Regions from separate parts of the Homo sapiens genome. Here region 1 is linked to region 2. Evidence: chromatin contacts called from ENCODE Hi-C or POLR2A ChIA-PET data. All regions are on one chromosome and are shown on one strand. Each heading gives the region's core, a stretch centred on a gene start or an enhancer-like site at or near the end of the contact. The rest is flanking DNA. Distances are from core to core; before and after follow the strand shown. Region 1 holds the start of LOC105378569 (a long non-coding RNA gene). Region 2 overlaps INPP5A (inositol polyphosphate-5-phosphatase A).

What was found. A loop is a pair of places that touch in the nucleus more often than their neighbours do. ChIA-PET counts read pairs that join two places held with the same protein, here RNA polymerase II (POLR2A). Pooled maps may share reads with other maps.
Region 1: a map of naive thymus-derived CD4-positive, alpha-beta T cell shows a loop between it and region 2 (15-fold over the local background). The contact joins two enhancer-like sites. A Hi-C loop is called at or near these places in 7 of 168 maps with a recorded cell type or tissue (CD4-positive, alpha-beta T cell, CD8-positive, alpha-beta T cell, HL-60/S4 and 4 more), 5 of 37 single-sample maps with no recorded cell type and 17 of 50 pooled maps. POLR2A ChIA-PET finds 5 or more read pairs at or near these places in 5 of 52 experiments (OCI-LY7, activated CD8-positive, alpha-beta T cell, activated naive CD4-positive, alpha-beta T cell and 2 more).

Annotation. Positions count from the first base shown.
Region 1 is chr10:132,457,517-132,464,255 of GRCh38, forward strand. It overlaps LOC105378569 (a long non-coding RNA gene), which reads left to right and starts at 4,577. Exons shown (of 3, transcript XR_007062343.1): 1 at 4,577-4,768; 2 at 5,035-5,262. RefSeq lists a silencer at 1,084-1,133. Within about 2 kb of position 1,251, at least 3 of the 41 ENCODE cell types and tissues checked have a DNase peak (open chromatin) inside an H3K27ac peak, as active enhancers do.
Region 2 is chr10:132,548,233-132,555,338 of GRCh38, forward strand. All of the region lies in intron 1 of INPP5A (inositol polyphosphate-5-phosphatase A), which reads left to right. Among named protein-coding and RNA genes, the nearest start is that of INPP5A, 14 kb to the left of the region's middle. RefSeq lists enhancers at 1,876-2,618, 2,619-3,359, 7,083-7,106. Within about 2 kb of position 3,344, at least 7 of the 41 ENCODE cell types and tissues checked have a DNase peak (open chromatin) inside an H3K27ac peak, as active enhancers do.

The DNA.
Region 1 (6,739 bases), core at 1-2,500, 93 kb before region 2:
CAGGACCACCCCAGCCCCCAACCCACCTCAGCAGCCGGATGCAGCCTCCTCAGAGCCCGGAGCACCGTGGGTTTGGACCCCAACACCTGCCTCTTGCCAGCCTCTGGCTCCTTTTCATGTCCTCAGAAAGTACTCACCCCCGCGGTAAGCAGGTGGGTAGCAGGTGCCTGGGGAGGGAGGGCAGGGGAGGGACAGCTTCGCGGGCAGCCACCAAGCACAGGAGGTACCAATACCCACCGCCAGGAGGGGCCTGGAGGGCCCCGGGAAGCCATCACCCCAATGAGGGACCTGCCTGTGCCAGATCACCAGGTGGCACCATCCGGACCCCTCCTTCCCGCCTGCACCCGAGAGTGGATGTGAGGCGGATCCCACAGGGCCCAGCCAACCTCAGCCTTTACCTCCTTGCGGCTGTGGGCTGCAGGCTCTGCACTGACTGGCTGGCATGGAGGAACGCACCCGGCCGTCCCCGAAGGGAGGGGCGTGGGCACACGGAGGTCTTGGGGCACCTTCTCTCCTCGTCATCTGGCCCTGTCTGTGGCTCCCATCCTCCAAGGAGGCCGTGCTCGTGGCAGGAGCATAGAAGGCTGGGTGCCAGCAGAGGCCCCGCGACGTGGGGGAAATGTGGACCCTGATGGAGGCGGTGATGGTCCCTGCTGGCGTGGAGCCTATGAGGCTGAGCCTTGTGTGGATGACAGGCACCCGCTGAGGGGGTCTAGGAGAGACCATCCCACCCAGATTCCAGAGCCTCAGCCCAGGGGGTGTTCCCGGGACCCAGCATGATCAGGGGCCTGAAAACCTCCTTGACGCCAGGAGCGCCTGAGCAACGCTGTCCACCCGAGTGGCTTGATTGGCTGCTCTGGGCAATGGCGTTCCCCAGGGAGCATCATCAATGCCAAGTCTGTCTCTCAGGAAAGAGACCAAGGTGGCCACGGTGGCACTTTTCCTAGGACTCCCATCCTCAGATATCAAGGGCCCCCAAAAGAGCGAGTCCCCCAGAGCCGGCAGGTGGAAGTGGCTCCTGGGACTGGAGACGGAAGCTGGAGACGGCCCTGAACAGTGTGGCCAGAACACTGCCCCCCATGCTCCCCAACTCCTGTGGGCCACAGCGCAGCCCCCTCCGCCCAGCCCGCAGCGCCCAGCCCGCTGCCGTGCCCACCTCCACCAGCAGAGGGCACCCCGCCCACGTGAGCAGGTGCCCGACGCCCCGCGCCCTGTACCACAGCCCTGTGCCCTGAGCCCCACGCCCCATGGGAGCCTGCCTCTCCGCACGCATTCCCATTCCCCCTGGAAACCACCCTGGAGCCAACAGCACCAAATGCTTCTCCAAAAAGACCTCTGACCACAAAACCACTAGCACAGTTACAGAGGACATGGGGTTCACAGGCCAAGCGTCTGCCTTGCCATCAGCTTGTGGCGCGTCCTCCAGGCGGTTCCCACTGTGATTTCCCCAGTCACTGGGCTTCACTGCCCCCGTCGTGGAATGTGCAGGCCCTGCCAGGTTTCCCACCTCCAAGGTGCAGTGCTGTGATGGCCGCCGCGGTCCCTGCGTCCTGTGTGCACCGGCATCATCGTCATCCTTGTCATCGTCATCCCTCCAGGAGTCTGCACCCTGAGCTGAGCACCAGGGCAGGGCAGCCGCTTTGCACACAGTCTGGGAGTCTGGCCCTCCCTGTTCCTGGAAGAGCCTGGGCTGTGAACTTTTAAACTGGGCAAGGTGTGACTGGAGGGTGTGCCGCAGTGGGAGAGGACACAGGGCAGGGTGTGACTGGAGGGTGTGCCGCAGTGAGCGAGGACACAGGGGTCTCCCATTGATCTCGGCCCCCGGCATGGCTCCCCGCACCACCGCAGACCGGCCGTGCTCCTGCCTCAGGCCCTGGCAACCCTCCCGTCAGGTGAGGCCTGGCCCCGCAGCCTCTGAGGCCTCCCAGGCTGTCTGCCAGCTCTGATGGGGGTCAGGAGGCTGGGTGGAGACCCCCGTAGACCAGGACCTCAGCAGGTGGCTCTGCCACACTCAGCCTTGGGACCCCCACACACTTCTGTCTACAGAACAACTCAGACCCGCCGCAGGTGCCTGGTGATGGTGGGAGCTGTGTTGCGTGCAGTCTGGCGGTGCACAGGCCACGTGCTCCTTTCTCTGCCGGGCTGCAGGCTTCGGAAAGGTGGTGGAGGAGTCTCCTGTGGCTGCTCTAACTGATGGCCACAAACTGAACAGCTTGAAAAGTCCACCTGTGAGCCCACAGTGTGGAGGTCAAAGTCCAACTCAGATCTCACTAGGCTGAAACCAGGGTGTGGGCAGAGCTGTGTGTTCTTTGGGGACTCGGAGAGAATTCGTTTTCTTGCCTTTTCCAGCTTCTAGAGGCCACAACGTTCCCGGCTCCTGGCCCCTCCTGCCTGTTGAAGCCAGCAGCAGCCACCAGCTGAGTTTCCACCCTCGTGTCTCCCTGGACTCTCGTCTTCTGCCTCCCTCCTCTCCTTTTCTGGACTCTTGTAACTCGGGGGATCCACCCGGATGATCCAGACAATGTCCCCATGTTAGGGTCACTCAGTTCCCTCTGCCATGCAAAGTAACACATTTGCAGGTCAGAGGGTTTAGGGCGTGGATGTCTTGGGGTGCATCTCGGGCGTGCCCCCCACGTGGGGGTCTCTTCCAACGGTGGTGTTGCCCTCACACAGTCTCCAAAAGCGTCCCGGTGCCTGCGGCCTCCTCAGCCTCACACCCGGAGTTGAGCTTTGCAGTGGGTGTGCCTGTCCAGCTCAGGGTGACCTGTGGGTGACCAACACAGGGTGGGGGCTGCAGCTGAAAAGTGGGGCCAGATGCTGAGAGCACAGACCTGGGATTAAACCAGCTGGCCAGGTGAGGGATCGCCTTCTCCATGGCGGCCGATGGCCTCCGGCCCATGCTCCATGCAGCGCCCAGCCACTTCTCTGCTGCCTTCCACGTGGCCCCTCCCCTCTGCAGCCAGGCACTGCAGAGGGGAGTGCTGAGTTCAGGCGGCAAGGACAATGAGCCATGTTGCAGGTGGTCCCGGTTAGGTGGTTTTGGCCCCATGTAGGTTCAAACTTCTCCAACATCTGCTCCTTGAGGGACAGTGAAGAATGACTTCGGTTTGTTTTGTGGTTATTCAGGCTTTCCCAATTGTGGAGCTAGTCTAGGATGGACTTTGGGTCTGCCCAGCAGCCCTGGAGGGTGCTGGAGTAGGGGGCAGCATCTGCATGCTGTGGGATCCCCTGGGGAAGAGGGTCTGTCTGGGCTCGGCCAGCACAGAGATGGACGGAGCAGCCGGGTTCTCACTGCCCTTGCTTCTGCCTCCCAGGGGCCCTGTCCCCACCTGGCCTGGGTGGAGGTGGCTGCAGACTGTCTGGGCTGCCTCTACTTTCCCCAGGCCAGTGAGGGGCCCTCCTGGGATGGCAGGGACACTCCAGGCTCTGCCTGACCTGCAGCTCCATTAGGTCCTAGCAGGACCTCTCCATGCCCTTGGAGCCTGGGGGTCCTCCCCAGAGTGGTCCCAGGCGGGAGGAACGGTGGCTGCCAGAGCCTCAGCCACACCAGCCTGGACCTGCCTGTTCCAAGGCCACTCAGAGCCCCTGTGTCTCCCCCAGACTCCAGAGGAAGGAAGGACAGGCTGGCACTCTACTTGGAATTCACAGCAACACCAGGGCCCCGCACCCCAGGCCTGCCCTGCTCTCAGCTCTCCCCCTCCACTGTCAAGTTCCCTCCTCTGCCCTCCATCCTCCTCCCTCCTCCTTCATCCTCCTCCTCTTTCCTCCTCCATCCTCCTCCTCCCCTTCTTCTCTCCCCCCCAGCTAACAGTGCTTTCCATCTGATCTCCTCTCAGGAGCCCTCCTGTCTCCCCGTCCTGGCAGCCCCTCCCGCCCTTCCTTGTTGCCCCCAGCCCCTCTCTCTTGCTTCCCTGGCACTCTCTGGCCTGTGCACACCTCCCTGGGGGCATGGCTGGCTCTGCTCTGTGTCCAGTGCTATTCCCCTGTGCTCGTGTGGCCGTGGCTCCGGAACAGGAGAGGAAGAGCCATGGGCGTCCCACATCCGGGTGGGGCCTAACTACGCCCCACGCCAGGCGTGGCAGCTGAGCACTCAGCGTGGCCCAGGGAGACGAGGGCCTATGGGGCATGCAGAGGCCATTCCAGCGAGGCTGACTGAGGGCCAGCAGTTAGGGCGGCACGGGCTGGGTCACCAGACTGGGGAGCTCTCAGCTTGTGACCTCTTCGAGGTGCCTTATTTTGCTGCAGAAGGGGCCTGTGTGTGATGCAGCCGCCCCAGCAGGGTGGGGTCCAGGGAGTCCCAGAGGGGCAGGTGCGAGTCACTCCTGTGAGGCATCTCCCGGTTCCCTGGGCGAGGTTCCAGGCTGAGGGTGCAGCCTGCCCTTTGCCACCTGCCCTGGCTGGTTTCAAGCAGGCATGGGCTCAGCTGTGCCCGCTGCTGGTGGCTGTCCTAGCAGAGTCCAGCCTGCAGCCCTGCACCCGGCACCCAATCCAGCTCCCCCAAGCTTTCCTTGCCCTGCCGGGCCCCTCCTTGGGCCTTGGGTGAAATCAGGTCACTGGGCTCTTCCTCCTGGGAAGCAGAGCAGCCTCCGGAACCGGGGCGGGCTGGGGGCTCCCTGGGGAGCTGAGAATGAGATTCTTCAGGTCGATTCTAAATTACACAGAAGGTGGTTGGACTCCGCGGGCCTCGGAACCACGGGGAGCCACCGTCCCAGAGGTCCCAGCAGAATGGGGCCTGCAGTTTCTTCTCGGAAGGCCCAGCTGCCTCGAGGTGTGTGGGCCCTAAATAAGGAAATAACGATGGTGGGGGGTTGGGGGACAAAACTGAGGAGGGGGCGGGTGGGGGGCTTCAGCTCAAGGACGGGCGGCGAGAGAGCAGGAAGGCTGGGCTCCAGGAGGGAAAGGGAGGTGCTGGCACCCAACCCCTGACAAAGTAGGGAGACCCACAGGGACAGGCTGGGCCCCTGCAGGGCCGAGGCACCCCATCCCACAGGAGGCGCAGCCTCAGCCCATGCCTTGTTTTACCTGGGTCTCCAGACCGCAAGGACACTTGGCTGTGAGCAGGACTCCGGGCTCCCACCCTCCAGCGATGAGCACCCAGAGTAGCCCAGCACGTGGAGGTCAGGGCAGCCGGGAGGCACCTGCTGCTGGCAGAGGAAAGGGGGATCCCTCGATGGGCCCCATGCTCCTCCTGGCCCGGCGGCCGCTGGAGCTGGTGGGCAAAGCCCAGACCTCCATCTGGAGGCCCAGGCGGGTAGCAAGCAGGTACGCCTCTACTCCCCGCAGGGACAGCGGCTCAGGAAGCCACCTGCTGCCGGTGGGCACGGATCGCTGTGTGGAACCCACAGTCATGGGGCTTCCCAGCCCTTTAGACTGAGCCCTGGCAGAGCACAGCTCATGCACACCATGGCGCTGGAATGCCAGGTCCACACTGCAGGGCCTGGGTGCCCCTCTCCTGGGGCGCCTGCTCTATCCCTCCCCTTCCCTCCTTCTCCCTCTTCAGTCATCAGCAGCTGCACAGTTGTCTGGGAGAGAGGCCCTGGAGTGGGGCCTCGGGCTGGGTGAGGGCATCAGGCTGGTCCGAGGCTGCCCGGCGTGGCCAGTGGGGATCGGGTCAATTCCACGAGGCTCCACATCTTTTCCTGGAGAGAGGGGTGGTTCCCACTCCCTGAGCAGGCCCCAGGGGCAGTAGCCTGCGCTGCTCTGCCGGTGGCCACCCGAGGCTGGGGTGCGGGCCATGGCCAGTCTCTGGCCCGGGGCCCCAGGCAACGCTGGACAGGGTGGAAAGCCAGGCCATCAGAGCAGCGCAGGGCGGCCCGTAGAGGCCGTCGGAGCAGCGCAGGGTGGCCTGTTGCATCACTGCCACCCTGAGCCTCTTCTCCAAGGTTGCCAGGCGGTGGGGGGCTGGGCCCCAGGGCCAGAGTCCCCAAATCCTGACAGCGCCCTTGGCCAGTGTCTTCTGGGGCTCTGCCCTGACCAATATGGGATTTTTCCAAGGAGGTTCTGAGCATATTCAGCTGGGAACAGACTGCCCCGTGCCAGCCACTGACCCTACATGTGGGCTTTGTCGGCAGGAGCACAAGAGCTTTCCTGGTCTGGGTGCTCCGTAGCCCTGGCCCAGCACAGTGCGTGTGCCATCATTTTTATGAGCAGGCAGGTTCTGGAGGGTTTTGGCCACAGGAGGGAGTGAGATGCCTCTGCAGCTCAAGAAGCATGTCCAGCCCCACAGGCCCAGCCCCATGGGGCTTCTGTGGGCCAGGAGCCCCTTCCCCTTGCAGGGAAGTGGGCCTGAGGAGATGGGCAGGACGTGCTCGGACCCCAGAGTGATTATGGGAAAGACCTCTCCCAGGAGTGCGTGGCCGGTGATGAGGCCGGGACAGACGGCTCCCAGCACCCAGGTCCCAGGGCAGGAGGTGGGTGGGTCTGGGCCGCCCACACCAGGCTGAGCTACTCACAGGGTCCCTGGAGCTGCATCGTCGGGGGCTTTGATGGTGCCCGTACCGCAGTTGGGGAAAGTGAGGAGTCATTCGCCAGAGTCAACAGACGTGCATGGCGGCGCTGTGCTCAAGCCTGGGCGGTCTGGAACCCTGATGCACCCTGCAAAGCTCCAGGGCCTGGCAGCCGGAGATGCCCCAGCCTTGAATGCATCCATCACCGAGCTGGGGGCCGTGGTCCCCCTCACTGGCTACCCACACGCCCCTAAGGACAGCCTCCCTGACACAGCGGCATGCCTCCTGGCAGG
Region 2 (7,106 bases), core at 2,094-4,593:
AATGCAGCTGGAAGGGAGTTGGAGGAGCTGTGGATCCGGTAGTCCCCGGACCGTGGTGGTGTTTGCGGCCACATATGCCATGCTCAGGAGGTCAGTGGGGCCAGGGGAAGGGGTGTTGAAGTCACCAAAGGCCAGGCCAGGCCTCTGCTGCCCGTTGCCGGTGGCCCGGGAGTCGACTCTGCTTCTGCCTCGCACCCGGCCTGGGGGTGTTCCGAGATCTGGTTGGCTTTTGTGTTTGCGCGTTTAACAGTGTTATTTACCCGGGATTTGAATAGCATGCAGTTCACCCAATGTGAGTGTATGGTTCACTGACTTTGAGAAAATATTTATGGTGTGTAACCATCACCGCACCCCAGTTTTGAGACACTTCCCTCCTCAGTCCCTGCTCCCGGCCCTGGGCCACAACTGCTTTCTGTCCCGCCAGTTTCGCCTGCGCCGAGGGCACTGTATCGTGAACCACAGGCTGTGTTGTTTTCATGCGTCTGGTTTCTTTGACTTAGCATAACGCAGCGTTTCAAGGTTTGTATTGATATGCTTTGCATATCAGCAGTTTATCTGGCTTTTTTTTTTTTTTTTTTTTTTTTGAGATAGGGTCTCACTTCCACCTAGGCTGGAGTGCGGTGGCGCAGTCACCACTCACCGAAGCCTCAAACTCCTGGACTCAAGCATTCTTCCTGCTTCAGCCTCCTGAGTAGCTGGGGCCACAGGCGCGGCCACCATGCCAGGCTTTTACAATTTTTTGTAGGTATGGGGTCTCGCTATGTTGCCCAGGCTGGTCTCGAATTCCTGGCCTCAAGTGATCCTCCCACCTTGGCCTCCCAAGGTGCTGGGATGACAGGTGTGAGCCACTGCGCCTGGGCTTGTCTTCCCTGTTTCATGGCTGAGCAGTGTCCCCTGAGTGGAGGCATACCTCGTTTCTCCAGTCGCCCACAGATGGACGTCGGGGCTATCGTGGCTAGTGTACTGTTTGTGAATATGCACGTGCCTGTGTGGACGAGGGTGTCACTGCTCTAGGGCTGGCCGAGTGGTCACTCTGTGGCTGTCTTTCCGGGAGCTGCTCAATTCTTCCCATAGTTGCTGCCCCATTCGTGCCCCGTCGAGTGGTGTGGAAGGACTCTAGCTCTTCTGCATCATGCCAGCACTTGGTGGCATTTGTCTTTTTAATTATGGCTGTGTGGTGGCATCTTGCGGTTTAACTTGCATTTCTGGTCCTACTTCCAAATAATAATTCCCCACAAGGATGGTTATCTTGCCGTGTTGGTAATGGCTTTGACAGCTGGATGACAGACGGTGTTGGCGGGCTGCCCTCTGCCCACCCCTCCAGGAGGGCCTGTGGGATGCGAGGCCTCTGCTACGAGGCTCCCGCTTGCCTGGCAGGTGGCAGGTGTGATGAGCATGGGGAGTGCAGGTGAAGCAGGAGCAGACAGGTGCGTGTCCTGGAGCTCTGCAGCTGCAGGGCGGGAGCCGGGGCTTCCGTGAGGCTCTGTGACACAGGTCGGGGCCACCCAGCCCAGCCTGGGTTCCTGCAGCCCCCACTCTCTGCCCCTGGTCTGAATGGTGGGGTTGGTGTGTCTCTGTTACAGGATTGGTGTGACGTCTGAGTCACTGTGCCTTAGAGTACGGAGTCAGCCTCAAATTATTAACCAGGCATTAGGGGATGGGGTCAGCCTCGAGTTACTAACCGGGCATTAGGGGATGGGGTCAGCCTCGAGTTACTAACCGGGCATTAGGGGATGGGGTCAGCCTCGAGTTACTAACCGGGCATTAGGGGATGGGGTCAGCCTCGAGTTACTAACCGGGCATTAGGGGATGGGGTCAGCCTCGAGTTACTAACCGGGCATTAGGGGATGGGGTCAGCCTCGAGTTACTAACCGGGCATTAGGGGATGGGGTCAGGCTCGAGTTACTAACCAGGCAGTAGAAGATGGGGTCAGTCTTGAGTTATTAGTATTTATCGGGGAGAGCAGAGAGAGCTTAGGAGACCACATTGCCACTGTTTAGGGTCAGAGTGGTCCCGCAGGTTAATTCACTTCACCCAGCCTCTCAGGGATGTAATGAGGCTGCTCGGGGGGCTGTCTCAGGCCTCTGGCCAGTAGTCCCTGTCCTCTCCAGCGACCGCTCTCTCCTGGGTGTCAGTGGTTTTTGGGAGTCCAGGTGCAGGTCTCAGCAGCAACTCTGAGGTTCTGCATAGCTAGTGCCACCTGTGACACTGCTGTCACTCCAAGGTGCACCTCACCACACCTGGAGCAGCGCCCGTGAGAGGAGGGAAGCGACACCCTTGGGCTGAGCTTTTCCGTGAACCGGCAGCTGTGTCCCTTGACGTGCTGAGAGGGCCTGGCTGTGAGCCGCATGGTACGAACCTTCTGAATGCAAGTGGCCAAGCCGGCATTCTGGCTGGGCTCGCTGGCCACAGGACGTCCACTGTAGGACAGCTGGGAGTGGGGGTGTCTGGCTATTTCACTATTAAAACAAGTGGAAACACTAGTTTGGTCCCGCCTGACCTCATGGAAGACGGTGGAGGTGGCAGCCGCCAGAGTGTGAGGGGCCATGGTCGCTGACCTCGCCTCCTGTTGTCTTAGATCCTTGGCACTGCAGGGGCGGTTCTGCCAGACATAGCTGTTGTCTCTTTGGCCACCAACTGGCCCCTATGGCGTTTGGCCTTCAGGGTGGTCATTGGGTGCGTGGCTCTCTAGGGTGGACCTGGCCATCCTTGGGTGACAGTGGGCCATGTGGTGGGGACTCTGCAGGCCACCTGGAAAGGGGTCCACCTGAAAGGGGCTGCACTGTGGTCCATTTGGGCCAGTGGCTTCAGTAGCCACACGCTGCTTGGTCCAGGTTCCTGCCTGAGCCCACTGAGCAGATGATGGGGATGAGGCCCAGAGTGCGAGCCTGGTGGGCAGCTGTGGAGCCTTATCCCTGAGCACCCTCCCTTGCCTACCTTTCAGGCTTCTGAGCGGCTGTCAGTTGCCACCTGCTGGCACTGTGAATGTTAGACTGCAGAGCTGAGTGGGGAGCCCCTTCCTGTGGTCCCTGGCACTCTGACCACATGGATGAGCCTGCGAGTGTGAAGCTGAGAACTGGGTTGACTGCCTGCTGCTTTGTTTCTTGCAAAGAGTGCCTTAGTTAGGGGACAGGCCAGCCCACCGTCATCTGCCTGCAGCGTCCCTCCAGGTGGTCGGGGGACACCGGGCTTCTGGGTCAGCAAGTGTTTGCCATACGCCTGGGTGCAAAGTGGACCAGCCACTGTGGGTCATGTGGGGGGATTTGGGTGGGACTCTCAGAGGAGCTGGTTCTCTTGAGAAAGACATCTGTCCAAGTAGCACACAGACTTGTGGGGACATATGACTTGCTTTAATTTTCTCCATCACCGTTACGGTTTTTCAGAGCTGTTGCAACTTCCTGTTTGCTGTAACGGCTGTGCCTCCCTCGCTGCTGCAGTGGGCAGTGTGTGCGTCGTACACAGGTGGAAGGTGGAGGCCTGGGCCCAGGCTGGAGGGACGTGGGGTGGGAATGGGCCTGACCAGCTAGGGAACAGAGGCAGGACCCAGGGGGACAGAGGCAGGACTGACCAAGACTGTCAGAAGAGCCAGCCGGGGTCTTCTCTGAATAGTCGGCTGCACGATTAAACTGGGTTCTGCTCGGGGAGTCCCTGGGGTTTGGAGCTCTGCCTGCCTTGCGGCCCAACCTGGCAGTACCCCCCACACAGGGGTCCAGGTGTCCTCTGATTCTGCTGTGCTGAGTCTGTTGGTGGAGCAGGAGGCCCAAGGACCAGGAGAGCTTCTGTGTGAGGCTGTGTCCTCCTGCATCCTTGTCTCCCATTCACTCGGGAGCATTTATGGGCGCATTCTCAGAGCCTTGGTGAAGTTGGAGTGGGATAGGGAGGGAGGATTGGTGGCGCCTTCTCAGAGCCTTGGTGGCATATTGAGTGGGATAGGGAGGGAGGATTGGTGAATGCCTTCTCAGAGCCTTGGTGGCATATTGAGTGGGATAGGGAGGGAGGATTGGTGAATGCCTTCTCAGAGCCTTGGTGGCATATTGAGTGGGATAGGGAGGGAGGATTGGTGAACGCCTTCTCAGAGCCTTGGTGGCATATTGAGTGGGATAGGGAGGGAGGACTGGTGAACACCTCCTCAGAGCCTTGGTGGCATATTGAGTGGGATAGGGAGGGAGGATTGGTGAACGCCTTCTCAGAGCCTTGGTGGCATATTGAGTAGGATAGGGAGGGAGGATTGGTGAATGCCTTCTCAGAGCCTTGGTGGCATATTGAGTGGGATAGGGAGGGAGGATTGGTGAACGCCTTCTCAGAGCCTTGGTGGAATATTGAGTAGGATAGGGAGGGAGGATTGGTGAATGCCTTCTCAGAGCCTTGGTGGCATATTGAGTGGGATAGGAAGGGAGGATTGGTGAACACCTTCTCAGAGCCTTGGTGGAATATTGAGTAGGATAGGGAGGGAGGATTGGTGAACGCCTTCTCAGAGCCTTGGTGGCATATTGGGTAGGATAGGGAGGGAGGATTGGTGAACGCCTTCTCAGAGCCTTGGGGGAATATTGGGTAGGATAGGGAGGGAGGACTGGTGAACGCCTTCTCAGAGCCTTGGTGGCATATTGAGTAGGACAGGGAGGGAGGACTGGTGAACGCCTTCTCAGAGCCTTGGTGGCATATTGGGTAGGATAGGGAGGGAGGATTGGTGAACGCCTTCTCAGAGCCTTGGTGGAATATTGGGTAGGATAGGGAGGGAGGATTGGTGAACGCCTTCTCAGAGCCTTGGTGTGGAATATTGGGTAGGATAGGGAGGGAGGATTGGTGAACGCCTTCTCAGAGCCTTGGTGGAATATTGAGTAGGACAGGGAGGGAGGACTGGTGAACGCCTTCTCAGAGCCTTGGTGGAATATTGGGTAGGATAGGGAGGGAGGATTGGTGAACGCCTTCTCAGAGCCTTGGTGGCATATTGGGTAGGATAGGGAGGGAGGATTGGTGAACGCCTTCTCAGAGCCTTGGTGGAATATTGGGTAGGATAGGGAGGGAGGATTGGTGAACGCCTTCTCAGAGCCTTGGTGGAATATTGGGTAGGATAGGGAGGGAGGATTGGTGAACGCCTTCTCAGAGCCTTGGTGGCATATTGAGTGGGATAGGGAGGGAGGACTGGTGAACGCCTTCTCAGAGCCTTGGTGGAATATTGAGTAGGATAGGGAGGGAGGACTGGTGAACGCCTTCTCAGAGCCTTGGTGGAATATTGAGTAGGATAGGGAGGGAGGACTGGTGAACACCTTCTCAGAGCCTTGGTGTGGAATATTGAGTGGGATAGGGAGGGAGGATTGGTGAACGCCTTCTCAGAGCCTTGATGTGGAATATTGAGTGGGATAGGGAGGGAGGATTGGTGAATGCCTTCTCAGAGCCTTGGTGTGGAATATTGAGTAGGATAGGGAGGGAGGATTGGTGAATGCCTTCTCAGAGCCTTGGTGTGGAATATTGAGTGGGATAGGGAGGGAGGATTGGTGAACGCCTTCTCAGAGCCTTGGTGTGGAATATTGAGTAGGATAGGGAGGGAGGATTGGTGAACGCCTTCTCAGAGCCTTGGTGGAATATTGGGTAGGATAGGGAGGGAGGATTGGTGAATGCCTTCTCAGAGCCTTGGTGGCATATTGGGTAGGATAGGGAGGGAGGATTGGTGAACGCCTTCTCAGAGCCTTGGTGGAATATTGGGTAGGATAGGGAGGGAGGATTGGTGAACACCTTCTCAGAGCCTTGGTGGAATATTGAGTGGGATAGGGAGAGAGGATTGGTGAACGCCTTCTCAGAGCCTTGGTGGCATATTGAGTAGGACAGGGAGGGAGGACTGGTGAACACCTTCTCAGAGCCTTGGTGGAATATTGAGTGGGATAGGGAGGGAGGATTCGAGGGCGCCTCCTCAGAGCCTTGGTTAAATATTTATTCAGATAGGAAGTATTTGGAATATCTGTTGTCACTTTCAGGGCCTCACTAGCCTGTTGTGCTCACAGGGCAAAGGGGTAGTGTACTGTGCTGCCTGGCTCCACGGCTGTGGTCACCGGCTTCCCTGGCTTCTGAGCTCCAGCAGGAGATGAGGGATTTGTCCAGTGGCTGGAGGGTGGCTTAGGGCACGCAGAGTCCACAGTGCAGGTGGACACCGCAGAGGGTCTCCTGGGCAAGTGGCGGGGCTGGGTTCTGAGGGCTTCAGAGGATCAGAGCCAACTGGAGAATAAGGAAGGGGCAGCTGTTCAGGCTACTGAGAGGCGGGAAATAGGTGCTGAGCCTGCCTGGGAAGCTGCGTGGTTGGTGCGGTTGATGTGGGTGGCATGGGTGTTGTGGGTTGTGGTTGGCGTGGTTGGTGTGGGTGGCATGGGTAGCATGGTCCATGTGGGTGGCATGATTAGCACTGATGTGGGTAGCGTGGTTGGTCCATGTGGGTAGTATAGGTGGCGTGGTATTGTGTGTGGCATGATTGCTGTGGTTGGTGTGATCAATGTGGGTGGCGTGGTATTGTGTGTGGCATGATTGGTGTGGGTGGCGTCGTTGGCACTGATGTGGGTAGCGTGGTTGGTCCCTGTGGGTAGTATGGGTGGCGTGGTATTGTGTGTGGCATGATCGGTGTGGGTGGTGTGATCAATGTGGGTGGTGTGGTTGGCATTGATGTGGGTAGCATGGGTGGTATGGGTGGCATGGTGTGGGTGGCATGGTTGGTGTGGGTGGCATGGGTAGCATGGTCCATGTGGGTGGCATGATTGGCACTGATGTGGGTAGCGTGGTTGGTCCCTGTGGGTAGTATGGGTGGCATGGTATTGTGTGTGGCATGATTGGTATGGGTGGCGTGGTTGGCATTGATGTGGGTAGCATGGGCAGTGTGGGTGGCATGGCTGCTGTGGGTGACATAGGTGGTGTGGCTGGCGTGGTTAGTGGGTGGCATAGATGGCATGGTGGGGTGGGGGGGTGTGGATGGCAAGCGGCAGGACCAGGTGCTGCAGGCTGGGTGGTGATATGTGATGGTGCTCAGGCCCCTGTTCCTTCACCGTGCTGGGGAAGGGCGCTCCTGATCCCTCTGTGAGACCAGTGAGAAGATGTCGTAGGAGAGGCTGTTGTCCCCTGAGTAC